2 separate regions of the Homo sapiens genome follow, and region 1 is linked to region 2. A link is an interaction called in ENCODE POLR2A ChIA-PET data of the cell type or tissue named here. Cell type or tissue: MCF 10A. All regions are shown on one strand. Each heading gives the region's core, and the rest is flanking DNA. Links, peaks and the distances in the headings are about the cores only.

The links. ChIA-PET counts read pairs that join two places held together with the same protein. Peaks named below come from ENCODE experiments on the same cell type or tissue, not always from the same donor. Only the 100,000 strongest peaks of a DNase experiment are listed, where the experiment ranks them.
Region 1: POLR2A ChIA-PET joins it to region 2 with 20 read pairs; 2 of 35 experiments call an interaction of 5 or more read pairs at or near these places.

What each region holds. Positions count from the first base shown.
Region 1 is chr1:116,331,398-116,347,398 of GRCh38, forward strand. It overlaps LOC105378920 (a long non-coding RNA gene), which reads right to left and starts at 4,921. Exons shown (of 5, transcript XR_001738197.2): 1 at 4,781-4,921; 2 at 451-549. In MCF 10A, for the core only: no CTCF peak of the experiment used is centred there; DNase peaks (open chromatin) are centred at 9,294 and 9,684.
Region 2 is chr1:116,281,931-116,297,931 of GRCh38, forward strand. It overlaps LOC105378920 (a long non-coding RNA gene), which reads right to left. Exons shown (of 5, transcript XR_001738197.2): 4 at 12,474-12,561. Among named protein-coding and RNA genes, the nearest start is that of ATP1A1, 83 kb to the right of the region's middle. In MCF 10A, for the core only: no CTCF peak of the experiment used is centred there; DNase peaks (open chromatin) are centred at 7,461, 8,551 and 9,351.

The sequences.
Region 1 (16,001 bases), core at 5,458-13,457, 50 kb after region 2:
GGACACCTTTGAGCTCAGTTTGGAAACACAGAATTAATCAATATCACTAAGTGTCTACTCCCAGCTCCCATTTGCACCTACAATTAAGTGGCCGACTTCTCAGCAGAGCCTTGCACGCTTCAGCCGATTTGTCAGAGCACATCTACTGCTCCGTGGTGCCTTAGAAAGGCGTTGGTAGAAGGCTGCAAATCAGCCCTTTAGGAAATTGGCAGTTCCCATTCCAGGACAGGCCTACCATTGGGTCTCTGGGCATCTGCATTGTACAAGCCCTAAGCTAGTAAAAGCCTCACTGGGCTATGTCCTTGGACTTCCTCTAATATTCATTGTCAGCAAATATGAATAATGCCTAAATTTCAGAATTACCACTGGGCTAAATTAATCTTCTCTAGAACGAATGCATCTTTAATACTTCCATCAAAAACTACTTTGAGAAAAAGAGAGAAGGGTTACCTTATTTCCAGGCATCTTGTGTCAACAATCCACTTTAGGTTCCATACTTGCCACTCTTGAATAATTAAAAGTCAAGGTCGCACATGTCACTGAAGAAACCTGTAATGAACATTTAAGCATAAGTATTAGACTCTCTAAATTACCTCAGACTGTTCTTTAAAGGGTATTAAGAGAGACAGAGAGATCTTGGCCTAATTTTTATTTGGGAAAACAGCTTTTTGTGATTTCATAACTTTTGCTTACATAAAAAGATTTAAAAATTTAAGGTAAACTCTCACTGACTAGATGACACAGCCTTCTTCTAGATGAATATTGTAAGGTTTTGAGACAGCAGTGATGTCCTGATCCACATGGCAGATGGTGGAAGTAATTTCAGATATCCTCAAATCCTACACCCACATTCTACAAGTAAGCGAATTGAGGTCCAGGTGGGTAAAGAAATTTTCTTCATACACTAAAGCTAGCTAGCAGGCAGACAGAAACAAGAATCTTGTGTTTATGGCTCCAAATGCAGTGCTTTTCCTACTACATCATGTAACAAATGCAGAACAATTAGTAAACATCTCTCAGAGCTGCTGTTTTGCTTCCAGCGCAATTCAAATTGTGTTCATCAGACTCATTTATATGCCGCTAACAAGAATGCCTGCATCAGTTATGTCTTGCACACATTTGTTATAAAGAGAATGACCTTTAGACCTTCAAATGTGTCTTTCATTTGTTGGGGCTCTGTGGACAAGCTGGAAGGATTGGGATGTTTCTGAAAAGCCAAAGAGTGTGCAGATGGCTGGAACACAGGGCTTCTCCTGCCGGTAATGGGAAGGAGGAAGTATAGTGAGCCTCGTGATTCTCAAGCCTGGATCCATTAGAATCATTCAGAGAGGTATTTTTACAGTACAGTGCCAACCTACATAGCCAGAGTTTTTTATTTATTTGGCCTGGGGTGGGTCCAGAGCACTGGTGTTTTCCAAGCTTCCTTTGGTGATGTGCATAGGCAGATAGGGTTGAGAATCACCTTATCTCAAGGTTTAGGTATCAGAACTGGGTTTGATAAAAGCAAGGTTTTGGTATCAGAACTGGGTTTGATAAGAGCAAGGTTTTGGTATCAGAACTGGGCTTAAAATCCCCAACCCTGACACATACACCTATTCTCTCTGAGTTTCCTTCATGTGTTTTTAAAAAATTTTTTTATCCCATTGGGTTATTGTAGATTAGCATATGAAGTATATAGCAGTTTCTCAATAAGTTTAACTCTTCTTCCTACATTTAGGTGGCAATAGCAAAGAAGTAGCCTGAAGTCATCTAGTGAAGGAAGAATAAAAGGAAAGATAATTATGGTATTTGTGAAAAAGTGTTTAGTACAGGATCCATACAACTGAATCCTTCCTGGCTTCTGCTCTCTCCCTTCTTGCTGGAATAAATATTCATGTAAATCAATGGCTGGGCACCCATAATCCCCCAGGATGTGGTTCTATCTGTTCAATGTTTTGCATCATTTTGTTCGGTTGAGAAGTTTCTGTGTGCCTTCATTTGTATAAAGTTTTTCCTATGTGCATCAAGCCATCAGAAGAATCTCTTAGGGAATAGGGTGAAGGCTGGCAGAGACATCTCTGCTCTCTGTCAGACATACCTTGCGTTACTTCTACCTGCATGACATGATTCTCTGACAACCTAGCCCTCATAAAATGCCTCAGATGATTGCACAAATAAGTCAACACAGTCCTTCCCAGGGGCATCAGATACCATTTCCATTCTCATCTCTGTACAGAAAGCATATGGAAAATTCTGGTGCCACAGGGATCAGGGCATGGAGCTGGAGTAAGTAAATAGCAACAATTGATGCCTTTGGTGCCTACAGTCACCCCAGTGAAAAAAGCAAAACCAGATTTGCTTTTTCTTTATTCCTCTTGTATTTTCTTTAGCCCATGCATCGGAGTTGAACTCAGAATTCCCAACCCTGGCCCTGATCTCGGGCATCAGTCTGTGTCCAGTGGTGACACAGGGATCCCTCCCAGTCAAGGGGGTCTCCAGTCCACTGTAGGGCATGTGTGGCCCTCTGCTCTTGTGCTTTCCTTTGTGTAGAGCTCCTGCCCAGGCCCTGAGTGAGCTCCCGCTCCCTGGTATCTGGCTCTTTTCCATGACCCACACTCTTCAATGACTACATTTCTCACACTGGAGGACTAGATTTCCCAATGTTCGGGCTGCAAGAATCTACCTTGCGCAGGAAGCTTTGTCCCCTACATGTCACAGTTCAGCTCCAGTAGGAGGTACCAACAGAAGCAAGGTGTATGGAGGCAGTGGTGTACTTTGGTGCAGCCCACAGCTTCATTACACAGTTGCCTAGGGAACTTCCAGGCCACCATCCAGCTGCCTCCAGCTGCCTCCTGCTGCTGTTTCTGTTGGACAACTCCCTCCATTGCTGCCTAGAGCATTTAAATGGCAAGATGACTCAAGATACCCTGCCCCAGGGGTTCCTGGCTTCTCTTCCTTCCTCTCCCAGCACCTCCCAGCCCTTTTCCCTGCAGTCATCACACACAGGCACCATTCAAGTGTGCAACTATTTTTACTAAAGTGTGAAGGATTCTCAGGGCACAAACTATACTTAGCAGAGGTTAAAGTTCACATTATGCAATAAGGCATAAGTTTAAATCATTAAACAGCCTGTCCTATGCTCTTTCTGTCCTCACTCCTCTACAAATGGACTTTTTCAGTCCTAACGCTTCTCTTTTTAATTCAGCCTATGTATAACTCAAGGCCTTTGTTCTCTGCAAGGAAGAGAGACCATTTCTTTTTAGGCTTCAAATCACTCCCTCAGTCTCAGATAGAGATTTTCTTATGACCATCAGAACCTCTGATTTAGAAGGAAGCTATGAAGAAATGTTAAAAGGAATCTTCCCAATGTTGAAAAATCTAGCCTAGAAATTTTAAAAAATGTATCCACCAAGGGGCTTGAACTGACGCTAGTTGACAACTGCAGTTGGCTTTTCAGGCCCAGGTAGTGAGAAGGAATTATGTTTGAGGGTGTTAATTTCAGCATAAGAATGAAGAGGAGGGCTCAAACTAGCTCATCTGCTAGAGGAAAGACCGGGGTCCACACTGCGTGTGTGCCAGGATGTTTCACCACATGGTCCCTCTGGTACTGAAAGCCCTGTTACTAACAGTCGTAGCTGCCTGCTCTGGACAGGAAGTGCCTCAGTGATGAGAGTCCCCTTGCTCAAGGTCACAGCCCCTTCCTGGGGCAGCCTGCATCCAATGACTGGGCAGAGTTTGTTATAAAGGCTCAGCCCTCTTCCCCTGAGCTCAGGAAAACTCTAAGGCGGCATCCCTCCTTCAGAGACTGCATCACAGTTCCACGGCTTCCTCTGCCTCTTTCACAGAGAAGAACTCTACCTAATACGTCCCCACGTGCTAATCTCCATCTCAGAGTAAGCTTCCCAGGGAACCAACCTGAGACAATGATCAGAAGAGCTTAGTAACATTTCTTAAACAACGTAACATTCCCAGGTTTGTTTTTTGTATTCTCTTTTAAACCACTGCCACTATCAGTAAAGCTCTTAAAATACAAATGATAAATGCTCTTGTATAGCCTCTGTCCTAGCTCCTGAATGTGCTGACAGCAGGCTTAGCAGCATCAATATCACGGGTGAGTGTATCTGAAATGCAGACCTTCAGTTCCCAACCCAGACTAACTAAATCAGAGTGCATTTTAATAAAATCCTCAGATGATTCCATATGCATATTAATGTTTGATAAGCACTGGCCTACATGACAATTGGGTAAGAAATAATTAAGCAGGAATGTTTACTGGTAGCACAGAAGCATCCTGGCCTCCTTTTTCTCTGCCCAATGAGGGTTATCTGTTTTTCTTAATAAAAGGAGTTTAAAAACCCATTATTTTTGGCATAGACCAATCATAAACAAAAGGGCAGAAAACAGAGGCAGATGGTCAGACAACACACTGCTCAGGTTAGGAAACCAAGCAGCAATATTAAGCAAACAGGGAAAAACATTAAGGGAAAAATATGTAAAATAAGGATCAGCACTTCTGAGAGTATAAAGGAAAAGATGAAAAGCTGTCCTTGCAATACAATAGATGGACTTTGAACATGAGCAGTGACTTACAGCGTTCCCAAAAAACAATAAGGAACCTCCTCGTATAAGAACGCTTTCTCAAAGTTCAGGCACACACGGAGACGTGAACAAGAGGACAAGCTCACACCTGAGCAAACTCCATTCTCTTAGCCACACCATCAAAAGATTTCCACCACTCTTCAGTGAGGAGGAACTAGTTTATATTAGAAAGGCAACAGTTTGTTGTAGGTAACATGCTTACATGTTAAAGTGTAACGAATCCTTCCATGCTTCTAATTCGTAGGGAGGATTCTGTCATTCCCAGAAGATCCACTTGTTGTTCATAAAATGCTGCATTACGCTGTCTGGATTTCTTTATAGACGGATAGCTAGACAGAGTTTGACCTCTATGTGGCTTTTCCAATAAAAGTCCTAGAACACAAGGTAGGCAGGAACAGGTAAGTGGCACTGATAAAGAGTGCTGCTCTGTCACGATTGATTTATGTTGGGCTGTGGCCTGTTTAAGTTCATTTAAGGGCAGCAAGAAAAGAGGGAGCTGTGGTGAGGCCATGACACAGCCTGCCCTGATAGAACAGAACCCCTAAGGGAAAATGTGTTAGCAGCCACTAAGAGGAGAGGCAGGGGCAAGCACATTCCACCCTCATTGCAACAATAAAATCTGAACAGAACACATGGCGTGCCTATCTGAGGACTCTGAAAAGTAAATGGTAGCAGATGGATTAAGAAAGAAGACCAGAACTCAAACTGTCAGTGAATCAACAGTGAGTGTTCCCTTTCTGCTCCGTAGCCCCTAGCCTGGGTTTGCGGTAGCCCAAAATTCAGAAGTGAGCACCAGGTGTGGATAGAAAGGGTGCCATCTTGTTCTGGCTCAAGGTGCAGGTAATGCTGAGTGAGTGTGGGGGAAATCCCATCTTTCCGTCTTTTCTTTCTCTTCTTCATTCTTTCACACTCCACCCCAGGCAATCCTGTGGCACCCACAGCAGTGGCAGTGACAGCAGCAGTGGTGGGGTCCCACAGAGAACCGTTCCACTCTGATTGGAGGAGCTCTGGTGTCAAGGGGATGGGGAACCCCCATTCCTTTCTTTTCCCTCTCTCTTTGTTCTCGTACTACTTGGCCCAAATGTGGCCACGTTCATAGGAAGCATGCAGCCCAGCAGGGTAAACAGAGCACTGGCTTCCTGGCCAGAGGATATTAAAGAGGAGCCACAGAGAACTGAAAGGTACTAGCGAGAACCCAAAAAGGGAATAACTCAGGAAAGTGGCCACATACAGTTGTTTATAAACTCCTGGGCTCAATCCTGTACTGGGTATGTGTCGATCTGATCCTAAACAGCACACCAAAGGCTATGAGGAATGACTTTGGCAAAAACAGGAGAAAGATCTGAGTAGCTACAAAGGCTTGAACAACAGAATTGACATTGAACTACAACCCACAGAAGGCTGGCAAAATGTTCCACCTGAATCCACCTAGGTTGAATTGCTTGTTAAAACATTAATATCAATAGTCACAAAGTACATAAACAAAACCAATAGTCTCATAACATAACAGCCAGGATACAATGCAAAGTTACTCGGCACGTTAGTTTTCTATTGCTGAAACAAATGACCACAAACTTAGTGGTCGTTTACGTTTTAAGCCAGTTAGTGGCTTCAAACAACACAGCGTTTTAAATGTTAAAGTTCTGCTGGTCGAAAGTCCAAAATCAGTCTCACTGGACTAAGTTCAGGTGTCAGCAGGGCAGGTTCCCTCTGGAGGCACTCAGGGAGAATCTGTCCCTTCCCTTTTCTGCTTCTAGGGGCTGCCCACATTCCTTGGCTTATGGACCCCTTTCTTCGTCTTCAAAGTCAGCAATGTAACATCTCTCTGATCTTTCTTCTGCTGTCACAACCCTTTCTAAACACAGCCAGGAAATGTTTTCTGCGTTTAAGGATGCTTGTGATTATATTTGGCCTACCTGGATAATCCAGTATACTCTCCTCTCCTCAAGGTCGGTAGACAAGCAACCATAATTGCATTTGCAACCTTAATGCGTTGCAACCTGAAATCCTTTATGTCATGTAACATAGCATATTCACAGGTTTGAGGAAGTAAGACATGGACATCTTTGATGAGACTTTATTCTGCCTACAGCCCTCAAAATAAAATGAACCATCAAATCTCAACCCACATGAAAAAAGACAACCAACAGATGCCAATGCTGAGGTGATGCAGATGTGGGAATTTTCTGACAGACTTTAAAGGGGCTATTATAAAAAAAATCTAAGAAGTAAGGAAGAGGACTCTTGAGATTAATGGAAAGATAGAAAGTCTCAGTAGAGAAGCAGAAGGTATAAAGAAGATCCAAATGTACATTTTAGAACTAAAAACATAAAACCTAAAATTTTTAAACTTACTAGATTAACCAGTAGAAATTATCCAATATAAACAACAAAGAAAAATAGAATTGGGGGAAAAAAAATGAACAAATCCTCAGGGACCAGTGAGTGAATCAATATCAAAATCTCGAACAGTTGTGTCATTAGGGTCCCAGAGCAGAGGAAAAATACTGGAAAAATCATGGCTAAAAACTTCCCAAATCTGGCAAAAGACATAAACCTATGGATTCAAGAAGCTCAGTGAGCTACAAACAGGATAAACCCAAAAAATTATGCCCAGTCATGCTGTAATCCAAATGCTAGAAACTAGGATGAACAAAACTTTGGAAAGTAGCCAGAAAGTTGACATACTACTTATAGGAGAATAATTCAAATATCTGTAGATTGCTCATCAGAAATCAAAAATACGCAAATATAGACAAATTGAAAATCTTTGCCCATCAAATCAGCAATTTAAAATTCTTACTATCTGGTGTCAGGATATGAGAATGTTGCTGGGAAGACAAATCAGAACATTTGTGAAGGGCAATTAGTCATTACCTATCAAAATTTTATTTTATTATTATTATTTTGAGACAGAGTCTTGCTCTATCACCCAGGCTAGAGTGCAATGGTGCAATCTCAGCTCACTGCAACCTCCGCCTCCCGGGTTAAAGCGATTCTCCTGCCTCAGCCTCCTGGATAGCTGGAATTACAGGCATCCGCCACCATGCCCAGATAATTTTTGTATTTTTAGTAGAGATGGGGTTTTGCCATGTTGGCCAGGCTGGTCTTGAACTCCTGACCTCACGTGATCTGCCCACCTTGTATCTATCAAAATTTTAAATCTACACACCTCTCACCCTCAATTCCACTTTTAGGAATTTATCCTAAAGAAATATTTGTACATGTGCTCAAAGATGCTTGACTGTGCATTGTGTATAATGGCAAATAAATATATTAATTAGTAAAACATTATGAATTATTACAGGTAAGGTAATATATAAATAAATTATGGAGCACCACAGTATGAGATATAATGTACCTTTAAAACAATTACATTGGAGTCAAGTCTACTGGCATGGGAAGGAGTTATGATATATTGTTAAATGAAAAAAAATTGTCAAACAGCACACCCACACGTCAAATTTTATAATTGTGTGTGTGTGTGTGATTATAATTGATGGGGAAAAGATCTGGAAGGATAAAACCCAAAGTAATAGAGCAGTTGCTTCTGAGTAGTCAGACCAGAAGAGAAGAAAGGTACTTGCTCTTTCTATCTTATATATCTGTGTGTGTATTTTTTACAAAGAACAGTATTATTTTTGACACTTTTGAAAAATGGTAAAAGACCTATCTATGTAAGTTTGATAACATTGTCCTTCAGTGTTCTGAGTTTAGAAATTCACTAGTCTTTCACTGTTTTCTGGGACCTTAGCATTTTATTCACTTCCCTTTAGGAAATCCAACCATCTCATTCAGCATCTCCTAGTATATATGATATTTTACTGTGTAACCAATTATCTCAGGATTTACCAGCCACAACAATAGAAATATATTATCTCATGTCATTTCTGGGGGTCAGGACACCAAGAGTGACTTAGTGGGGTGCTCGGGTCAGGGTTTCTTATGAGGTTCAGTCAAAATGTTGGCCGAGGCTGCAGTCATCTGAAGGCTGGACCAGATTGGAAGATCCACCACCAAGTTCCTCACACAGCTGTTAGCATGAGGCCTCTGTTTCTTGCTGGCTAGTGGTCAGAGGCCTTAGCTCCTCACTACATGGGCCTCTCTCCAGAATGCTCATAAGGCAGCTGCCTTCCTTTAGAGTGACTGGTCAAAAAAAGAGGTAGAGCAATCAAGATGGAAGCTGCGATGATTTCTATCACCTAATCTTGGAAATGACATACCATCACTTCTGCTATGGTCTATTGGTCACACAGGCTGGCCTTAGTAAAGTGCAGGAGGGGACTACACAAGAGTGTGAATACCAGAAGACAGGGATCATTGAGGGCCATTTCAAAGATGCTACAACTAAATTTTTCTCCACTCTCTTTCTCTTCTCCCTTTTGAAGTTCGCAGATGTTCTAAAAACAACTCTATCCATACAGTATCACTGATTCGTTTAGGGGTCCTAGAGCATTCAATCTTTCATCAAAAGAAAACCTTATGGACTAATAAGGAACTCCAGTTTGTGTAGCTCCAACCTTTCTCCATGAACAAGGGTATTTTGATTTTCCTATAGTGTGATGATGGAGGGTAGGGAAAAGTACAAGTGTAAATAATTGACCAAAGAGAAAAACATAGGGAATAACCAGGTGCCTCAATGAGAATCCCTTCAATAGGGGGTCACGTCATTCACACCTACCCTGCAGCCCCACCTTTAATCCTCACAAGTCAGGACAGGCATCTCTTCTCCTAAGTGGAATTTCCCATAAGCCATGCAGACAAAGTAGAAATGCTTGCCAGCTCACACATCAACAATAAAGGCTACTAGAATCATCTGTTACTTAGAAAATGTTAGAAGGCAACAAATAAAAACTGAGGGTTAAAGGATACCTATGCCTCTGCACTAAAACAATATGAAGTACTCAAAGGTAGGGTATAACTGAGCATTTGGAAGAAACTATCCTGACATGTGAATGCACCTGATTGCAAAAGATATGTGTCATCTAACTGGGAGTATAACACAGTGTTATACTGTATACCTTAGGTTCAGCCAAGCATTTGATTAAGGCTTTCATAATATGCCTGTAGGTATGTTGGAGAAATACAAGTAAGAGTCGATTCATCATAGGTTGAGCAATCTATGCAAAGAGTGTTGATTGACTCATTGTTGTCAGCTTGAAAGAGATAATATACCTCAGGGCTTTGAATTTGGCCTTGTTTCATTGAAAATTTTTATAAACTATTTGGACAAAGACAAAGAAAATGCACTCATTAGATTTTCAAGTATTATATAGTCAGGAAAGTAAAGAAGCTGAACAATAAAATCAGAATCCCTCCAAAGGTCTCCAACAGGCTGAAATTATAGGTCAGAACCCCTGAAAATGAGTAAGAAGCAGCATAAAATCCTGTACAAAATGGGAGAGACCTAGTTGATGCAGAAAAGCTTGAAGTTAACCAAAAATTTAATATGTCAGCAGTTCGCCAAGCCTGCCAAAAAGGCAATGCAAAACTTTAGTCTGCGTTGTGATGAATATAGTGCTTAGAATCAGGGATATCTAGTTGTGATGAACCCCACACTAAATATGTGGCTTCCTAGAATGACTGAGAGGTTCCTCTATGACCATATGTACCTTCTAACACCAAGATTCTACCATCCTCTGCTTATAACAGTCCTCTTTGTGACCAATCTAGTAATTTTATCAAAAAAAAATGAGTTTGTTTTATTATTTTTGTATGCATTCAAGCAATATTTATCAGGAAAAAAAAGTGAGCCAGTTACTATTCTGGAATCTAGGGACACAAAGATGACTGGGACACAGACCCTGAGGGTTAGAGTCTGGGGAATAAGGACGCTATGGTCTGAATGAGTTCCCCGAAATTCATGTTAAACCCCCAATGCAATAGTATTAAGAGATAGGGCCTTCAGGAGGTGATTAGGTTGTGAGAGCTCCACCCTCACAAATGGGATCAGTGCCCATCTAAAAGAGGCCTAAGGGAGCTCACTCATCCCTTCTGCCATGTAAAGACTCAGGGAGAAGGTGCCATCTATAAAGCAGAGAGCAGGCACTCGCCAGACACCGAATCTACTGGTGTCTTGACTCGGACTTCCCAGCTTCCGGAACTATGCAAATAAATTTCTGTTGTTTATAAATTATCCAGTCTAAAATAGCCTGTTATAGCAGTCTGAATGGGCTAAGACAAGAAGTATAGAGGATGTGGTAGGCAGAATTCTCAGATGGCCTTTCAAGATTCTCAGCCTTGGTGTACATATATTTTCTCCCACTTATTCAGCCAAACACAAATATTAGTGCTGCTGTGAATAATTTTGTCAATGGAATGGGGTTCCAGGTTAGTTGACCTTGAAATAAGGAGATTATCTGGATGGACCTAACCTTATCACATGAACTCTTTAAAAGCAGAGTTTTCTGGCAACAGTTGAGAAAGTCAGAGGTTCATAGCATGAGAAGGATTCAATGCATCATTGCTGGCTTGAAGATGGAGGGAGCCATGGGGTAAGGAATGCAGGCACTGCAGGAGCTGAGAGTGGCCCCAGTTGATAGCTTACAAGGAAACAGAGACCTCAGTCCTATCACCACAAGAAATAAATTCTGCCAATAACAAGAATGAGCCTGGGCCAGGTGTGATGGCTCACACCTGTAATCCCAGCACTTTGGGAGGCTGACGCAGCATAACTGCTTGATCCCAAAGTTTGAGACCAGCCTAGACCTCATCTCTAAAAGACAAAAAAAAAAAAAAAAAGAAATTAGCTGGGTGTAGTGGCACATCCCTGTGGTCCCAGCTACTCGGGAGGCTGAGGTGGGAGGATCACTTGAGCCCAGGAGGTCAAGGCTGCAGTGAACCATGACCACACTACTGCACTCCAGCCTGGGTGACAGAGTGAGATCTTGACTCAAAAAATAAAAGAATGAGCATGTAAGAAGACCACAAGCCTCAGATGAGAACTGCATCCCCAGCCAACACCTTGATTTCAGTCTAGCAAGATGCTAGCAGAGCATCCAGCCACACTATGCCCAGACTTCTAACCTACAGAAATTGTGGGATAGTAACTCTGTGTTGTTTCACAGCATGAAGTTTGTGGCAATTTATTACACAGTAGTAGAAAGCTAATAAAAGGGATGAATAAGCAGTGGCCATACAAGGAGATAAATGGCTACGATGGAGCAAAGTTGCAGTGTACATTGTTGGTTGATGTTTCAGAATCTAGTGCCACTCTCCTAGGCAAGTTTCGATTTTGCTCAGGTAGCTGCTCCTCACTCATATATTCATGGCCACGAGCTGTACTCCCATATGAGTGCAGGACTAATTAGTCCAAAACAGGGCTTCTCAGCTTTGGCACTATTGATATTTTGACCTGGATAATTCTTTGTTGTGGAGGGATGTCCTGTACAGTGCACTGTAGGATGCTTAGAAGTGTCCCCGGCCCCTATCCTCTAGAGCTAGTGACATACCTTTTCTCTGTTCCCCTGCTGTGAAAAACAAACTGTCTCCAGATATTGCCAAATATACCAGGTTCGGGGCAAATAGAGGCAGGAAGCAAAAACATCCCCCGTTGGGAACCATTGATCCAAAGGTAACTCATTACCTTGCTGATGATTGGTTCAGGAATAGGTATGTGATCACTTTGGGAAATAGAGCTGTCAAAAGAGGTTTCACTGGGATTTCTGAGAAAACCTTCCTTACTCTTCAGGGTATGCTACTGGAAGTCACCCTGTTTCTCTTTCTCCAGATGTTCTGATGCACAGATTTCAGTCCTAGCACTGCTGCAGCCATGTCAAACCCAGCTTGAGGGTGGAGCCAATACACAAAAGAGTACACAGCCAAGAGTATTGCAGGGACCTGGGCCTCTGGCCCCTGGCTGAAGCCAATCCTGAAGTCTACTCTACCTATAGACTTCTGGTTATAGGAGCCTATTAATTTCCTTATTGTTCAAGATAGTTTAAGGGATAGCTGGTTTTGGCATACCACAGCAGCTAATTGGCACCACTCTGTAAAGGTGCTAGGGAAGCCCAGAGAAAGACACACCTCATGAAGCTGAGTCAAGAAATAAAAAAGGACAGAAGATAGGTCCGGAAGTCTACAGTCGACAGGCTGCTTTCCCATGACACCTTGAATCCTAACACTAGCCTGGAAAAATGGACTATTATCCTCATTGTATGTCTCAGAAGAGTTCATGGTTTGTCCATGGTCACAAGGCAAGGAAGAGTCAAGATTGAAACCCAGGCCTTCCAGTGCCACATCGCATGATTTCCCCCATATTCTCCTGAACCAGGACTTCTTTTCTGTCATCCTTTTGCTCAAAAATATTTAACATACGCCCTTGTCTCTGGAGCATGTTCAAACTTTCTAGCTGAGGATTTGAAGTTTTCCGCAAAGCCGCTCTACTCCAAAAGATTTAAGCTCATCATTCCAGCTCATTCCTCCAATTGGACCTTCGCTTAGACTTCCCTTATCTGTACTTTCTTGCCATTTCTTCTCCATGTGTTTGAGTTCATTCTTTAATAAAGTTCAAATTGATTCCTGAGCTTATGCAAAATTGCCCTAGTTCTTGGTGAGGTTTCTTCCTCTTAACTCCTAGAGTATAAAACTAAGCACATGTTACCCAGATGGCCTCAGGTTTCACCAGATGGAGCCCTAATAGTAGTCACTATATTTAGAACGTTTACGACTTTGGTTCCCACCTTACTTTGTAGACCCCATCACCATCAACTTCTACTAAGCCCTCCTCACTGAGGGCCTCCTCTTGGGATACTTTGCCCCCATCCATGTACCCCCCTCTCACTGTGAGAATGCCAGGGCGTGATGCCCTGAGCCTTCAACCTTCCAGTTGCAGAGTGGACAGATGTGGTCATCCATGCAGAAAAAAAAGGACATTTCTCCTAGTCCAGGTCACTTTTGGGCACCTGGAGGCTGAAGCAGCTTTGCTTCTGCTCAGCTCCTTTATCCTCATCCAAAAGACAGAGCTTCTTCCATTTCCACCTGTTGCCCTTCCTGATGTGGCTTAGTTGGAATGGACACAGACCCCCATGCTGCTACCAATCTCTCTTCTTTGTTTATTTCCAGAAATGGTATCAGCCACCAGGTCTTGACTGCTTTCTCTGGGCCAGGAATTATGTTAAGCACCTTACAAGTCACTTTATTTAATCTGTTTATTTAACAGCCAAAGTAAGTGCCCTTATTATACCCAGTTTACAAAGAGGTCTCTTATAAATAAAGGTTTAGGTAACTTGCCCAAGGTTCACTGAAGAATCCAGATTCCACAAAAGTCCTTGCTCAATCAACACAGCACCAAAGTCACAAGTTTCTACCCTGTCTTGGCCAGTCAAAATGGAAAGCCCTTTAAAAATGAGCTCATGCACATCAGCAGCTCTAGCACCCACTCACCTGTTCTGCAGATGCACGCAGACATGCTACACATGATATCATAAATAATCATTAACATGTATTGAGTGCTTACTATGTGCCAGGCACTATTCTAAGCATTTTGCATTATTAATGCATTTCCTCTTCAAAATAACCCTGTTAGGTAAGTACTATCATTATCCCCACACTGCAGTTAAGAGGCAGAGCTGAGATGAGGATGAAAGAAACCTGGTGCCTGAGCACACACTCTTACCACTCTGTTACAGATTATTGGGCATCCTCTATGTCCCAGATACCAGCCTGGGTCATCTGCATACATTTTCTCTAATCTTTACAATATTCCTATAAGAAAGTTATGTCCCCAATTTTACAGCCAAGGAACCTGAATGTCACAGAGAGTCAATCAACTTGCCCAAGATCTTGGTTAGTAAATGTAATGTCCAGATTTCACCAGGTCAATGCTGTCTTGTAAAGTTATTTGCCTTTTCATACACATGTTTTTTTCCATAGCATGAACCAGGCTCCCAACTTTATCCTCCCAGGACCTCTCTGAGAGCTGTAGCCCAGGTCTGTGTTCTGGGCATGGGTAGGAGGAGGAGGGAGAGAAAAAAAGGTGGTGGCTGCCAGCTGCTGCTTCAAACAAAATATATCTACATATACAAAGGCACCGGGGCTGGTTGCCTAGCAACATCTTTCTGCCTCCCCAACCTGCTTCACTCCATCCTTACCCAACACATTATGCACACCCCTTGGCCTGCAATGCCCTTCTGAGACATCCCCCTTCATGGCTGCCTTTGTTCATCTTAACCTGATTTGCTAGGCAAAGGCTTGTAGCTTGCAGCTTGCAGGGAGTCCAGGAAGCACACGATTTGTATCACAGATGGCCCTGGGACAGGCAAAACAGAGCTATCCACCCTGCATAGCCCATACCTTGGCACTCACAGGGTATCTAATGCTGCAGGAAGGAGGGGGTCTCATTTCAGGAGCTTTGTCATATCGCTAAAGGTTTAAAAAAAGAGTTTTGTTTTTCACATATGTCAGGTCCTTTAAATAGTTCTTTAAAATAAAAGTTTGATTGGGATAGAATTAAAGCAGGCTGTCTGGATTTCTTTTTTCATCTTATCTCCCATGTTGGAAGTTAGAGCCTCTTAAATTTAAAGTTATCTTCAGTTCAACCAGTCCAAAAGGCCTTAGGGATATATTTGTCCTGGAATCTTAAAGAGAGGCAGAACAAGGCAGAATACACAGTTCTCTTAGTTCTTCAAGCATAACTGAAAGGGTACAACAGTAGTGGAGCCCCCAACCCAGTCCAGAGCTTCTGACTTCATGGCGAGAAGGTGATGCTGAACTGAGAGCCAGGGCTACATTATCGCTTTCATGGACCCTAGGCAATTTTGCCTTCATGGGCCCATTCCTCCATAAAAAGAAAGAAAAAATATTAAAAATTATTTTTTATGACTGTGCTGGTATAAAGACAACTATAATCCAGACTGTATTCATTTATATATATATTTATTATTTTCATTATGTAATATTCATTTTTCCTGATTTTAAAAAAAACAAAGAAACTAAAATATATTTATGCACCCTTGAGAGTATTGTAGGTCCAAGCCTACTGTGCCCAGTGGATAAGATGGCCCTGCTGAGGGTATGTCAGCACACAGCAAATGTTATTCAGACATTGGTGCTCAGCCAATGCTCAGAACTGTGGGGTAAGGAATGCTGTGGCTTAAGGAAAGCACAATGCTCTGTGCCCAGAATTGTGGGGTAAGAAAAAAAGTAAGGTGTGGCACCTGTACTCAAAGGCTTCGAGCCTAACTGCAGAAAAAAACAAAGCAGAAACCTACAATCACTGAGCCACAAAAACTCGGCTTGGCAACCACTAAGGAAATCATTGAAACCCTTTTCTTGCTTAGTTGTATTATCACCTGAACAAATAATACATGTTTAAAACACCACATACTGAGAAAGGGCCAAAGAGGTAAGAGATGACGCTGGCAAGTGTAGTGATGGATTGGATATTGAGGTTAAAAAAGAGTCAAGAAAGATTTCTGAGTTTG
Region 2 (16,001 bases), core at 4,576-12,575:
CAATGTCCTTGGTATTTTGATAGGGATGGTGTTGAATCTGTTGTCTGGGTAGTATTGTCATTTTAACAATATTAAGTCTTCCAATTCATGAGGATGGGATGTCTTTCTATTGTTCGTATCTTCTTAAATTTCTTTCATCCATGTTTTAATGTCTTCCTTGTAGAGATTTTTCAAGTCCTTGGTTAAACTTATTTGTAGGTATTTTATTTTTTGTAGCTATCATAAATGAGATTGTCTTCTTGATTTCTTTTTGAGCTAGCTCATTGTTCATGTATAAAAATGCCAGTGATTTTTGTATATTAATTTTGTATCCTGCAACTTTACTAAATTCATTTATCAGTTCTGAGGTTTTTTTGAGAGTCTTTAGGTTTATATAATCATGTCATCTGTAAAGAGAGACAATTTGACTTCCTCTTTTCCAATTTGGATGTCCTTTATTTCTTTATCTTGCCTAATTGCTCTGGCTAAGGCTTCTAGTACTATGTTGACTAATAGTGATGAGCATTGTCATCCTTTTTTTTGTTCTAATTCTGAAAGCTTTTCCTCATTCAGTAAGATGTTAGCTGTGAGTTTTTCATATATGGCCTTTATTATGTTCAGGTACTTTTTCTATACCAAATTTATTAAGAGTTTTTACCTTGTCTGTATAAAGAATTAAAAAAAAAATTAGCCAGGCATAGTACCTTCCACCTGTAGTCTCAGCTACTCAGAAGGCTGAGGCAGGAGGATTGCTTGAGCCCAGGAGGTTGAGACTGCAGTGAGCCATGATTATGCCACTGCACTCAAGCCTAGGTGACAAAGCAAGACCCTGTCTCAAAAAAAGAAAGAAAAAGAAAAAAGAGTTTTTATCATGAAGGGAGGTTGAATTTTATCAAAAGGTTTTCCTGCATCTGTTGAGATGATTATATTGCTTTTGTCCTTCATTTTATTGATGTGATGTATGACATTTACTGATTTGTGTATGTTGAACAGTCCTCGCATTCCCGGGATAAATCCCACTTAATCATGGTGAATTATGTTTTTGATGTGTTGTTAGGCTTAGTTTGATAGTATTTTGTTGAGAATTGTTGTGTCTATGTTTGTCAGGGATGTTGCAGTTTTCTCTTTTTGTTGTGTCCTTGTTGGTTTGGGCATCAGAATAATGCTGGCCTCATAGAATGAGAGAGGAAGAATTCCCTCTGCTTCAATATTTTGAAATAGCTTGAGAAGAATTAGTATTAATTCTTCTTTACAAGTTCAGTAGAATTCATCCAATCTTGAACTTTTTTATTGGAAGACTTTTCATTACTGGTTCAATCTCGTTACTTGTTATTGATCTATTCAGTTTTTCTATTTCTTCTTGGTTCAATATTGGTAGGGCATATGTATGCAGGGATTTATCCATTTCCTCTAGGTTTCCAAATTTATTGGTGTATATTTGTTCATATTTGTCTCTAGTGATTCTTTGTATTTATTTGGTATCCATTGTGATGTCTCTCTTTGTTTCTAATTGTATTTATTTGGATCTTCTCTCTTTTTTCTTTATTAGTCTAGCTAACGGTTTGTGTATTTTTTAATATTTAAAAAACATTTTTGTTTTATTGTCCTTTTTTTAGTCTTAATTTTGTTATTAATGTTAAGATCCTTATTATTTCTTTTTTTCTGCTAATTTTGGGCTTGGCTTGTTCTTGTTTTTCTAGTTCCTTGAAGTTTTTAGGTTGTTTATTTGAAATCTTTCTAGTTTTTTGATGTAGGCATTTATTGCTATAAACTTATCTCAATACTGCTTTTGCTATGTTTCATAGATTTTGGTATGCTGTGTTCCTATTTTCATTTGTTTCAAGGAATTTTTTAATTTTATACTTAAATTCTTCCTTCACCCATGGGTTATTCAAGAGTATGTTGTTTAATTTCCATGTATTTGTATACTTTTAAGTGTTCCTCTTGTTATTGACGTCATTTTACTTCATTATGGTCAGATGAAATGCGTGATATGAGTTTGATTTTTAAAAAATTTTTGAGACTTGTTTTGTGTATTACCATATGGTCAGCCCTGGAGAGTGTTCCATGTACCGATGAAAATAATGTGTATTCTGCAGCTGTTGGGTGAAATGTTCTGGAAATGTCTGTTAGGTCCATTTGGTCTATGGTGTGGTCTGAATCTGATGTTTCTTTGTTGATTTTCTGTCTAGATGGTATGTCCAATGCTGACAGTGGGGTGTTGACATCCCCAACTATTATTGTAATGGGGGTCTATCTCTTTCTTTAGATCTAATATTTGCTTTATGTATCTGGGTACTTCTCTGTTGGGTGCATATATATTTATAATTTGTATATTCTTTTGCTAAATTGGTCTCATTATTATATATGTTCTTCGTCTTTTCATACAGCTATTAACTTGAAGTCTATTTTGTGTAATATAAGTATAGCTATTCCTGCTTACTTTTGGTTTCCATTTGCATGGAATATCTTTTTTCCAGCCTTTCACTTTCAGCTGAGTGTTTTTACAGGTGAAGTGAGTTTCTTGGAGGTAGCATATAGTTGGGTCTTGTTGTTTTTATCCATTCAGCCAGTCTCTAGCTTCTAAATGGAAAATATAGTTCATTTACATTCAAGGTTATTATTGATAAGTTAAGAAGACTTCTAATACATAAGGTAAAAAGAAAACACCTAAAACATCAAAGTGCAGAATAATAAACATTGTACATGATCATTAGTGTCAATAAAAAATATATACATATAAATATTCAAATATTCTAGTATTGCATTTTTCTTTCCTGCAAAGATGACTTAGAAGTTGTTTTTATTTCCTTTGTAAAAAAAGAACTGGGGACAGGGAGGTGGTCAAAGAGAGAATTTTAGATTCATTTTATATTAATAGGTTTTTAGTTGAAATTTTTCTTCTTAAAATTTGTTTGTGGGGGAGTATACCTATATTGATTGTATTTTAAAATACAAATAAACAAATGCATTTTGTTGTCTAGTAGCTGATCAGGCTCTCCAAGATCTCCCCTGTATACCTCTCTGTCTCCTCTGGCCACCGCCTGCCTCTTACTTCATGCCCTGGCAGTGCTGATGAGCTGGCAGTTCCTATGCACCTGCCACCATGGCCCTCTTCCCAGGCCTTCGCTCTTGCTGTTTGGCTCCTCTGCTTTCAGTGTTCTCCTCTCTCCACTCTCCCTGTTATTTAAGGTCTTACTCCCATCCGGTACTGCCAAGCTAGTCTAGTGACCACTGCAGCGTCCCCATAATACTCTGCACACTTCTCTCTCCTTACACTCCATTGTCTTTGAATTGATGTATTGGGAAGGTGACAGCTGTAAGTGATCCTTAGCGCAGGTCTGTGCTTCACTCATCTTTGCAGTTTAAACTGTCAGCATGGTGCTTCTTATGTAAAAGGCTTTCAATAAATGTTAGATAGATGGATCAGAGGAAAAAATATATTATCTGAAAAATTATGAAAAAAACACTTTCTTAAACCCTTTGATGACTGATACTAGTATTCCTACATAAAACAAACTACTTGGCTGGGCGCAGTGGCTCACGCCTGTAATCCCAGCATTTTGGGAGGCTGAGGCAGGCAGATCACTTGAGGTCAGGAGTTAGAGACCAGCTTGGCCAACATGGTGAAACCCTGTGTCTACTAAAAATACAGAAATTAGCCAGGCATGGTGGTGGGCACCTGTAATCCTAGATACTTGGGAGGCGGAGGTAGGAGAATCACTTGAACCTGGGAGGCAGAGATTGCAGTGAACTGAGATCATGCCACTACACTCCAACCGGGACAACACAGAGAGATTCTGTCTCAAAAAAAAAAAAGGAACTACTTACAAAGCTTGGTATTGACTAAAGAGAGCTGCTTCCCCACTAGCAACCCTTCAGGAATAATTGACTCCAGCACCAAAAAAAAAAAACCCTATATTGTAGCACCCCTACATTGAACAGTCTATTTCTGAGCCTTCCTTGCTTCTCTTTCCAAGCCCACCCAGAGCAGCCCTAGCAAAGGAATGAAGTATTAGAAGAGAGAACCATTCCGGGGTTTATTCACCCATGTACTGACATTTGCTACATGACAGACACTGCTCCAGGCAAGGAGGCAGTGGCGGGTCACAAAGAGAACAAGCCTATGTTCTTGCCCTCAAGGACCTAGTTTTATTGCAAAAGAGAGTTAAGGGAAGAAAATAAATTGTGGTATAAATAGAGAGAAAAAAATTATGGCCCATTATAGAACTGAAAGCCTCCAGGTCTCCAAATCAAAATCCAGTTGTACCTGATGATTGAAACCCGAGGCCAGTGGGAATGCCTGAGGGGCACTGGGGGAGTGTTGGGAGGTTACAAGGGAACTAGCAAATGCTGCTGCAGCGAATCTTTGGGAACAGATGGATTTCCAGGGAAGGCAACCACCTGAGAGAGGGAGAGGGAGAGCTGATCAGGATAGAGTCAAAAGTTTTAACACCAAAGATGCAAAAATAGTAGAGTCAATGAAAGTTTTATGGCTGCCCTTACAGTGTTTTTCTGGCAGTTGTTCTCCCATGAAGGGAAAGCAGATGACATACGATTGAATGAGCAAGGAGGCTGAGGTCTTCAAATATCTGTACTTATGAACAGCTGCTATGGGAGGAGGATGGGCCAAAGATAAGGTGTGGGGGGCTGGGGGTTGAGTTGAGAAAGGCCTGCAGGACTGCCTCTCCACTTCCTTGAGTTACTCCCCACCCTACCCCCAACTCCCTCCTGTGTCTGTTCTGGCCCTGGCCTCTGAAGCATGAAGGTCACTGTGGCTTTGGCACCATTAGCCTGAGTGGTTTTAATGATGTGGCCCAAAAGTGGTCTGTAAAGCAACAGTGAAAACACATGCACTGGAGCAATTCCAGTCAGATGGTACCTAATCCGTGCTCTGCCAGCAATCTGCTGCATGACCTTGGGTAGGCTGTGGGTTAGACTCAGTATACAACATCTGAGATTCCTTCTGTATGAATGTTCTTTATGGAATTCTAAACTTCACACATGTTCTTGGTCTCTAAACTTCTAAAAGCACTGTAGATTACTCAGAGATAAAAGGGTCTGTTGAATGAAGAACTCCAACAAATACATTTTTTACTTCTTACCACATATTTTGTAAACAATAATTGGGATGTCTACCCATAGTATCTAACTTAATCACAAGACATTTATTGAAGGCTTATTGCACATTAAGCAATTGGGCTAATATTCCAGAACTAGGTTGTGATAGTATTAACATCTATAGGTTGAACACTGTCATGTATATCATCTCCCATAACCCTCAGTTCTGGAAAGGTAGGTATTATCTTCCTCATTTACAAAGAGAAAAAACAAAGGCTTCAAGAGATCAAGAAACCTGATCAAGGGCACACAGTGAGAAAAGCACAGGGCCAAGATTAAAAACCCATGGTGGTCTGACTCCAGAATCTGAATACTTTACTGAGATTTATTGCCTTTTCTGGAAATAATTATAGGTGGCTTAGAAAGAATAAGTAACTCTTGCATGAACCAAGCATATCAAATTTGCTGCTGGTCTAAGCAGTACGTTCTCCTCCCTCACCAGGTTTATTTTCCAATGCCCTCAGAACTTCCTACCAGCAGCCACTAACTCAGTTGCTCACCAGATTCCTGCTACGCAACTTTTGAGGATGGCTGGATGGCTGACCCACCTAGCAGCCTTCTTTGTCCAAACTCCTTATGCCAGATTAATTCTCTTTATGGGAATTGTTGTGGGAAGCTTTTCACAGGAAGGAAACTGAGCCCACGTGACAATATTGCCCAGAATTTGAATGTTACATTTTCCTGGGCTAAAGAAACCTTGCCAAGAGCCCTCTGTGATATTTGTTTTGTAGTTGTTATTTAAACTGAAGGGCTACTGAGCTGCTTGATCAGACAATGAGGTAGACGACAGTTTAACTTTCCAGAAGCCAGGTGCCAGGAACCATGGATCTCTTTCTTTGTGGCTGAGATCTGAACCTCAGGATGGAAGAAGAGTCTTAAGTCACCTTAGATGGTCCTGGAGCTGCCGAACTGTTAGGCCCTGCAAAAGTCCTGGAAGCCAACAGAATTACTTCACAGGGCCAAGGGGCAGGAACAGGAGGTTACCACTGTGCATTTACAAAATGCTGACCTGAGGTCCCAAAACAACATTCTGCTCATAGATCTAGAACAAAGGAAAGGACCTTAATTGACATAAGCCAGTGATGATAACACATCAGGCTTGAACACAAACTCAGTGAGTGCAAAGCAACTCATGGGAGAAAATAGAACTGAATGTACAGTTGACATACAGGCAAATCTTGCATACTGCTGGCAGTGGAGAGCAACCTGCGTAAGTGTTCCCCTAAGATATCCCCAGGAGGGAGGTACCAGGGATGTCTATTAGATTTCCCCACCTACTAAAGAATATCAGCAGTCCCACTGCTGGAAAGACCTCAGACAACTTTCACGTTGCAGATGAGAAATCTGACAGGCAGGGAGGGGAAATGACTGGCCCAAACTCACATGCAGAAGGGGAACTGAAATGCTTTTGCTGACAGCTGTCACAGTGTTCTTTTCCACAGTCTCAGCATTGCACTGGTTCTTACCCCTTTGTCCCTGAGACATGGTTTCACTGTTTTTCATTGTTTGTGTATAATTGCAGTGACCTTGGTGGCTACCAGCATTGTATCCCAGGTATTCAACCCAACTGGTGGTGGCAGAGTTTATTTCTAAGTTACTTATCATAGGCAGAGAAGTCAAAGGGCTTTGGAGGTTTGCCGGAAGAAGACTTAGGCAGAACAGATGATCAAATATCTGAAAAAACTGAAAGAGGAGTTGTTAGGCTCACTTGTTGCTGCTACAGAACACTGGTTCTCAAAGTGTGGTCCAGGAACCAGCAGCATTGGAATTACCTGGGAATTTGTCAGAAAGGGAAAATCTTGGGCCTCACTCCAGACCTATTGAATCAGAATCTCGAGAGTGGAGCCCATCAAAGTGTTTCAAGCCCCAAAAGTGATTATGATATGCTAAAATGTGGGGCCCTCTGCCCAAACAGGGTAGGATGTGAGTTAAATTGTCAGGAAGACAGATAAGCAAGGACTATGTGACAAGGATGGGTCCCCTGGAAGGTGAGGTGACACTAGATCCGGGCACACAGAATGAACCCTCACCAGCCAAGAGAGTTCTGAGTGGAGAGCTGCCCTGGGAGGAAAATGCTGAACAGATCACCTCTAGGTGCTCAGCAACTCCAAGATCCTATGACAATTTTTACATGATAAACGGGACAGAAATACAATTACTTCCCCATTCTGGAATGGAAGCACCACAAAGGCAGGCATTTTTGTGTTTTTATTTTACTTTATTTTAATTTTTTGCTATTGTAACTCCAGTGCCTAGAGCAGGGATAGAACTCTTGGCCCAAACCCAGCCCACAGCCTGCTTTCGCAAGTGACATTTTATTGGAACACAACCATGCTCATTCATTGACATATCATCTATGGCTGCTTTCACAATCTTGTACTACAACAGCAGAGTTGAATCACAGTGACTGACCGTATGACCCAGGAGACCTAAAATGTTTGCTCTCTTGTCCTTTATAGAAAAAGTTTGACAATCCTTGATCTAGGATATTGCCTGAGTCACAATAGATGCTCAACAAACATTTGATGAATGAATGAACCCTTTTCTCTGTTGGCAGAGAGGTACAGACACCTTGGTCTGGGAGAAAACAGAGATATAGAGGATAAAGCTATTAAATTCAGGGGTGGCCAGACCTGGCCTTGAGTCCTGGCTTCATCATTTACAAGTGGGGTGACCTTAGGCAAATTATTTAGCTCCCTGTGTGTCATATGCCTCATTTGTAAAGCAGCAATAATACTAGCCATTTATAATTAGTATGACAATGAATCAATTTACATACTGCACAGAAAGCATGGAGCCTGATGTGTGTAATTACTGAATACGTGATCCCCAGTTATTAATAACTTTGAGAAGTCTTTGATGAGAGGAGTTCAGACATGTAGGTTTGGACACAATGGAACAAGGAGTTGACAATCAGAAGGTCTAGGCTGTCCTCGGTTCTACCACCATGCAAGAGCTCTCTGTAGAAGCAGGAGAAAGGGCAAATTCAGAGATTGTAATTAAGCAGCTCAACATTTAAATTTGTGGAAAGCTACTAGGTAGATAATTTACATATGATTATCTTTAAGATAGTGTATAAAGAGGCAAGATTTCATTGGTTATAGATGTTCGGGTGTTTTCTAGTAGTGAAAACTAGTAATTCATCTATATTTTCTCACATATTCCCCTGATAACCAACTGCAAACAGCTGTCTGGGTGTCAGGGCTGGACAGCCCAAGGTCATGGGAACCCTCAGAAGCTACCTGGTCATAGAGGGACTGACCTTGCCCTCTCACCAGCTGACAATGGAGTTCTCCAAGAGGGTAGTGTTTTCTCAAACAGTGCAAGCATAGCCCCTTTGTGTTAGGTTGGTAGTGTTTTTATTGTTTTCTGGCAGGAATTCTTTACATATCCTAGGTGTTCTGGCAGAAGTCTCCAAACCCTCCAGTGCCCCAGGGTAAGCCAGAAACAATAAATCACGGGCAAGTATAAATCCACACTGGCAGGAGACTGAGTCAGAAACATGTTGCAACTTAGGACTGCAAATGCCCATGTTTATAGCTTCCCTGATTCTGAGATTCTGCAAATTACCCTGCATGCCTGTTTCCAGCATACCAATTTTTCTCAGTAACATTGAGGAAAGCGTGGTAATTTCCAGAATTCTTTAGAGTATGCTGGCAAGTGCAATTTCACATGTGAGGAAAAACACCTGGAAGCTCACTCCTCTCCTTCGTTCACATGTGTCGAGCCCCACCCCAGAGCCCTCAAATCACAGATTCCATTAAGAACTGTTCATCTTCAACATGTAGAACTTAATTATGGATATCTACAGAGTGTGAGAATCTGCTGTATTTCTTCCAAGACATAGAGGTTTAATAAAAAGGAAAACTGAAGAGGTATAACCCAGATTTTTATTTATTCATGTTTATATCTTCTTATATATCAGGATCCAGAACACTGGAATCCCTCTCCTGTAAGTCAATTACAATTTACATGCAGAGAAAAACACAGGGTTTTCTGTCTCTAAAGTTCCTACCTAGGTCACTCTCCTCTAACCTTCAATCCATAAACATCAGCTATCATCCAATAACCTGATTGCCACCTCCCACCAAGCACATTCCAAAACAGTGACAAAATTTGTGTGTCCCACTTGAAACTGAAACAGTTGCTACACCCTTGTAAAAGGCACAACACTTGATCCAAAGGCTTCCATAAACAACCGTAGACCCATTCCAGATCATATGAGGAAAAATCCTTGAAAAGTATGGGAGCTTGGCAGGTGGTGGGAACATAGAAGGAGCTTTGAGTGAGAAGGTCTGGAGTGGTTCCAGCTTCCATGCTCATGCATGAACTCATAATCCATCTTATTCTCCTTCCATGACCCTTTCCGGCCTCACACAGAACACATGCTTTTCTCTCAAGCAATTAAACTTAGAAGTATCTTATGCTATTACAGTGAACTAGCCAAACTCATGGGTGACCCTCTAATAAGTCCTGAGTTTCCTGCAATGCAATAACAAAGTAGATGGTATTTTTCCAGTAAAGAGAGACAAGGGAGACTTCGGGCAAGGATTGGCTCCTTCCCTCAACTCTATTCACTCTTGGTCACCTTTGGACCATCTCAATACAGGTAGGGCCATGGGCCTCATTATCCTTCAACAAGAAGGTGGCTTTTCCTCAGGAAGTGGAAGGCCCCTATGCAATTCTAATGGGTTTAGTTAACAACACTAATGGATGGAATCGCAAGGTTCTATTGAGGTTTCATTGTATTATTTTGCACAAAACCTCAAGAAATCAACAGAGTCTTTCTGTAGATAACACAGTCCAGGACTTCAGAACTGGTCTCTTCATCTTCCAGGGCCCTGGCTATCGCCAGGCTGCTATGGAATAACTATACCCATGAATCTGGATGTTTGGCTCTGCTTAGCTTAAGTAAAGTAATTTCTGATCCAAATCTGGTCAGCCTCCCCCATCACTGCCTCAGCCAAGACACTGGCCTCATTCTTCATGGAATGGAGCTCTTCCTCCCTGCCTTCCCTTGGTGTCCTCACCCTGGAGCCAACAAGGGCACACCCACCAGCAGCCCTCCTTGTGGAGCCCACCTCAGGCTCCCTACTGGCATTCTGGGCTATGGCCTGGAGCTTTTCTCTGTTCCAAAGGTCTCTCTCATCTTTCCTCCAATGATTTGATCTTTCCTATCCCATGCTCACCTCCAACACTTCTTCCAAGTCACTAGAGTGACCCTCTGCTCCTGCCTTCTGCCAAGCATCCTTCTTCCATTTTCCCACCATCTCCTGCAATACCTCCTCTTCCCTTAGGCTTTCCTGGGCAGATGAGAAGAGAGGTAGTATTTTCTCCCTCCTCTACCCTGGCTAATCTTTCAGTCTCGACTCCCAAAACACACCTGAACAAAAAGCCAAAACAGCAAAAATGACCAGTTGGTGGAGTGAGGAAGGAGACGATAAGATTGCTGGGAAGGGAGAGGAATGAATCTCTCCCGCTTCGTCCCCCACCAAGTAAGACTGAGGGGAACTGGGACAGAGAACTCAGTCAACCCTGGGAGGACAAGAAATAGATGTACAAGTATCTGGAATACTCTTAGCTTAAAACCCACACATTCATATGCACACATTATTCACCCAGTGAGTGAGAGGTCACTAAGGAATGCAGGTTTTCTTTTTGCCTGACTCCTGTTCCGCTTAGCCCTGACCTCTAATTTTCTTATTCTTTTCTCACTACTTTAAACTTATACTGCTTTATTTTTTTATTATCCAAATAGGCCACTGGAGTCCTTTCTGAAACTAGATGAGTCATTCATTTATTTATTTATTTACTTATTTATTTATTTTAGAGACAGGCTCTTGCTATGTTGCCCAGGTGAATCTCCAACTCCCAGCATCATGTTGATCCTCCCACCTCAGCCTTCCAAAGTGTTTCAATTACAGGCCTGAGCCACCATGTCTGGCCTAAGATGGATCTTACTCACAACTACTCACATATCTTGTTCTGCTCCCATCCACACAGATAAACACAAGTGACCCTCAAACAACCAAGAACACACATAAACAAGCAGCTGGAGGCCCACATCAGCGATCTGCAGTGATAAGAGCTGAATGAGGTGTGTGTCCACGAATAGACTGAAGTATTTGTTCAGGAAGCCCAAAGATAAACATATTGGTATACATAGGTCCATTTTGAACAGTGGATGAGAAGGCTCCTGGCCTGGGTTTTCCAGGAAAGAGAGTGAATGAGGGCAGAGGTGAGCGCGCACAGGAGAGACAAAAGTGGGTGGATGAGGGGGGATCTAGGAGGTATGAGAGATACTGTGTGGTGTGCAGAGACCCCAGGAGTGTGCTGCTTGGTTGATGTTATTATTCTGGTCTGTAGGTGTCTATCTGAATGTGCTTGCCTGTCTTAGGCTGTGAACCTCTAGAGGACAGGACTGGGCCCACATCCATTGCTGTCCCATGCTTCATCAGGCCCAAAGAGCCTATTGCGGGTGAGCAGCACTGTGCTTACAGGTTTGTTGACTGACTCAATGACTTGACTCCCAGCCTTGAGTGTCTGTAAGTGCCCAGTGAATTCCAGAGGAATATGATAAAATGCACTTTCTCCAGGGCTTTACTGAAACAGAGTTCTTTGCCAGGCTGGAATCATTTTGGTATTGTCCTACTAAAAAATAGAAGATGTGCTCCAAGAGCTGTCCACAGCCTCTTTAGTCTTAGAATTGCTGTGATGAGATTCCCAGAACTTAAAGATATAATCTATGTTTTCACTGGTTGTCTCCAAGTTTGTTTCCCTCAAAAGCAGAAAAGGTGTAAGCCTTATTCAAATTTGCATTTCCAGAGCTTAGACCCATATTAAACATCCTGTGTGCTTCAGAAATACTGACTGAGAGAATGCTGGAATGAATGAGCACAGGCCTGAAAAGTGAAGTCCAACCCAGCCTCCATTCCCAGCACTGCCTCCCTCAGTATTGTACCAGGCAAGAGCCAAGTGATTGACCAACATTGCAGAGCTCCCTACTCCTGGCTCCTGCAGGCATTTGAGTTTGCAGCCTCTTAGGAAAACACTAGTATAATTCCTATTTATAGAAGTCCTGTTTGATTTATAAGCCTGAGATTCAAAAAATGTCACTAATATTTTTGAAGTCACATTGCTAAGAGGTAAAGCCAACACTGGTCTTCTAGACCTCAAAGTTCATTTTAGTAACCACTCTTAATTCCTACACTCATACTAGCTGCATGACCATTGCTTCATTACTTGAGTGCTCAAGCCAAAGTTCCCTCATCTGTAAGATGAGAGTCATAAAAACTACTTAAAATATTTGTGAGATGTAGATTACATATATGAAACATAAGCAGATAAATAACTATACTTTTCAAGAGACTTACCCTTAAAATTTGAAGGAAACAGGCACATGAAGAGTCTTCTTACCTAAACCAACTTAGGCAAGAAGTTATATTCATATGGAACCTCCTCCTTGAAATAAAATAATGATCAACATTAGAGAAATGCAATTCAGTACCACAATGAGATACCATCTCACACCAGTCAGAATGGCTACTATCAAAAAGCCAAAAAACAAAAGATGCTGGTGAGGCTGCAGAGAAACGGGAATGCTTACACACTGTTGGTGGGAGTGTAAATTATTTTAGCCACTGTGGAAAGCAGTTTGGAGATTTCTCAAAGAGCTAAAAACGGAATTACCATTCAACCCACAACCCTATTACTAGGTATATACCCAAAAGAAAATAAATTGTTCTACCAAAAAGACACATATACTCATATGTTCATTGCAGCCATATTCACAATAGCCAAAACATGGAATCAACCAGGTGCCCATCAATGGTGGACTGGATTTAAAAATATGTGGTACATATGCACCATAGGAATACTATGCAGCCACAAAAACAATGAAGTCATATCCTTTACAGCAATATGGATGCAGCTGGAGACCATTATCCTAAGCGAATTAATGCAGGAATTGAAAATCAAATACTACATGCTCTTACTTACAAGTGGGAGCTAAACCTGCAGCACTCATGGACATAGAGATATCAACAATAGACACTACGGACTACTAAAAAGGGAGGGAGAGAGTGGGGCCAAGGGTTCATATACTAACTATTGGGCACTATGCTCAGTACCTGGGTGACGGGATCAATCGTTTCCCAAACCTCAGCATCACACATTGAGGTATTCCATTGTGTGACAAAACCACAACCTATTCCTCCATTCAACTATCAATAGGTATTTGGGTTGTCTCCAATTTATACTTACTATCAATAGTGCAACTACATCTTTTAATGAGTTTGTTATATGCATGTAACAAACCTGCACATGTACCCCAAATCTAAAATAAAAATTGACATTTTAAAAAATAAAAAAGTAACTAATTTAAAAAACGATCAAGTTTTCATCCACTTACCCTTTTATTCAGCGAATACATATCAAGGGCCTTCTGTGTGGCAGTTGGTACCCAGGGACTAAAAAGCCCAGTGGAAAAGTGGGCTTTGACTCAGGAGACTTAGATACATCCTCCCTCCCTCTTATCTTTACTAGCTGAGTGAATTTGAGCAAGTCCCTTAACTTCTACAACCCTCAATTTTCTCGTCTGTAAAATGGGAATGATAATACCTAATGCATACAGCTCTGAGGTGTAAGAAAGACTTATATACTGCCCAGGCATAGTGGCTCACACCTGTAATCCCAGCAGTTTGGGAGGCAGAGGCAGGTGATCTCCTGAGCCCAGGAGTTTGAGACCAGCCTGGGCAACATGGTGAATGAAACCCCTGTCTCCACAAAAAATGCACAACTTAGCTGGGCTTGGTGGCGGGAGCCTGTAGTCCCAGCTAGTCTGGAGGCTGAAGTGGAAGGATGTCTTGAACCCAGCGAGGTGGAGGCAAGGCTGTAGTGAACCATGATTGTGTCACTGCACTCCTGCCTGGGTGACAGAGATATCTTAGGAAAAATGAAACTTATGTACAAAAAGGACCAAGTTCAGTCTCTGATACAATGCACATACCTACAAATACCTACACCTATAATGACAGCTACTACTCCCGTCGTTGGCCTACTAAGGGCAGGGCAGTGGGAACAGCCAGTTCAGCTCAACAGTAGTCACAGCAGTTGTTTAGAACTTAGATTAGCAAATTATTTACTGGGGAGAGGGGTGTATTTTATCACTGATATTGTTAAGAATTGCCAGTGCATAGTAATAATTAAAAAGCAAACTCACTCTTAGTCCATTTTATTATTGTTTTAAATTCACTGCACACAGCCTGGCACGGTGGCTCATGCCTGTAACCCCAGCACTTCCAAAGGCTGAGGCGGGTGGATCACGAGGTCAGAAGTTCAAGACCAGCCTGGCCAACATAGTGAAACCCCGTCTCTACTAAAAATACAAAAAATTAGCCAGGTGAGGTGGCATGCGCCTGTAGTCCCAGCTACTCAGGAAGCTGAGGCAGGAGAATGGCTTAGAACCTGGGAGGCAGAGGTTGCAGTGAGCCAAGATCACGCCACTGCACTCCAGCCTGGGTTACAGAGCAAGACACTGTCTCAAAAAAAAAAAAAAAATTAGCCAGGCATGGTGGCGCGTGCCTGTAGTTCCAGCTACTCACGAGGCTGAGGCAGGAGAATCGCTTGAATCCAGGAGGTGGAGGTTGCAGTGAGCAGATATCACATCAGCTTAGACAACAAAATGACACTTCACCCAAAAAAAAAATTCCCACAGACAACGCACTCCTGGCTGTGCCTCGGACAGTCCACTTTCACCACCAGTCCTGGGTAAGCACTGGATTACATATTGGTGCCAAAAGGTGACAATCAGAATTATTTGGCACTGTTATAACCACACCTACATTAACACCTTTTGGATTCTACATATAAAATCAATACGCTTTGTTAGATAACAGCAAAAGTCTGAATTCAAAAAAATTAAAATAGAAAAAACATTTTATTAAAGTACGATGCACATTTTATAAAAGCACATATACAGTATAGCCTGCTGAAACTCCACACTTACGTGAACAGAACTCAAACGAACACGGCCAGCACCCAAAAGCCCCCTCATGCCAACTTCTGGTCACTACCACTTTCACCTGTTTTTGTAAATAAAATTTGTACAGCAAGCGCCCTATATGTCTGGCTTCTTTTGCTGAACATCATGTTTCTGAGATTCATCCATATTGTGTCCAGAATTGGTGGGTTCCTGGTCTCGCTGACTTCAAGAATGAAGCCGCTGACCCTCGTGGTGAGTGTTGCAGTTCTTAAAGATGGCGTGTCCGGAGTTTGTTCCTTCAGATACTCACATGTGTCCAGAGTTTCTTCCTTCTGGTGGGTTCGTGGTCTTGCTGATTTCAGGAGTGAAGCTGCAGACCTCTGCAGTGAGTGTTACAGCTCTTAAAGGCAGTACATCCAGAGTTGTTTGTTCTTTCCAGTGAGTTTGTGGTCTTGCTGGCTTCAGAGGTGAAGCTGCAGACCTTCACGGTGAGTGTTACAGCTCATAAGGGCAGCGCGGACCCAAAGAGCGAACAACAGCGAGATTTATTGCCAAGAATGAAAGAACAAGCTTCCACACCACGGAAAAAAATCTGAGTGGGTTGCCTGCACACTGCTCACTTGGGAAGCCTGCTTTTATTGCCTTATCTGGCCCCACCCACATCCTGCTGACTGGTCCATTTTACAGAAAGCTGATTGGTCCATTTTACAAAGGGCTGATTGGTCCATTTTGACAGGGTGCTGATTGGTGCATTTACAATCCTCTAGCTAGACACAAAGTGCTGATTGGTGCATTTACAATCCTCTAGCTAGACATAAAAGTTCTCCAGGTCCCCACCAGATTAGCTAGACACAGAGTGCTGATTGGTGCATGTAGAGTCTTCCAGCTAGACTTAAAAGTTCTCCAAGACCCCAGCTGA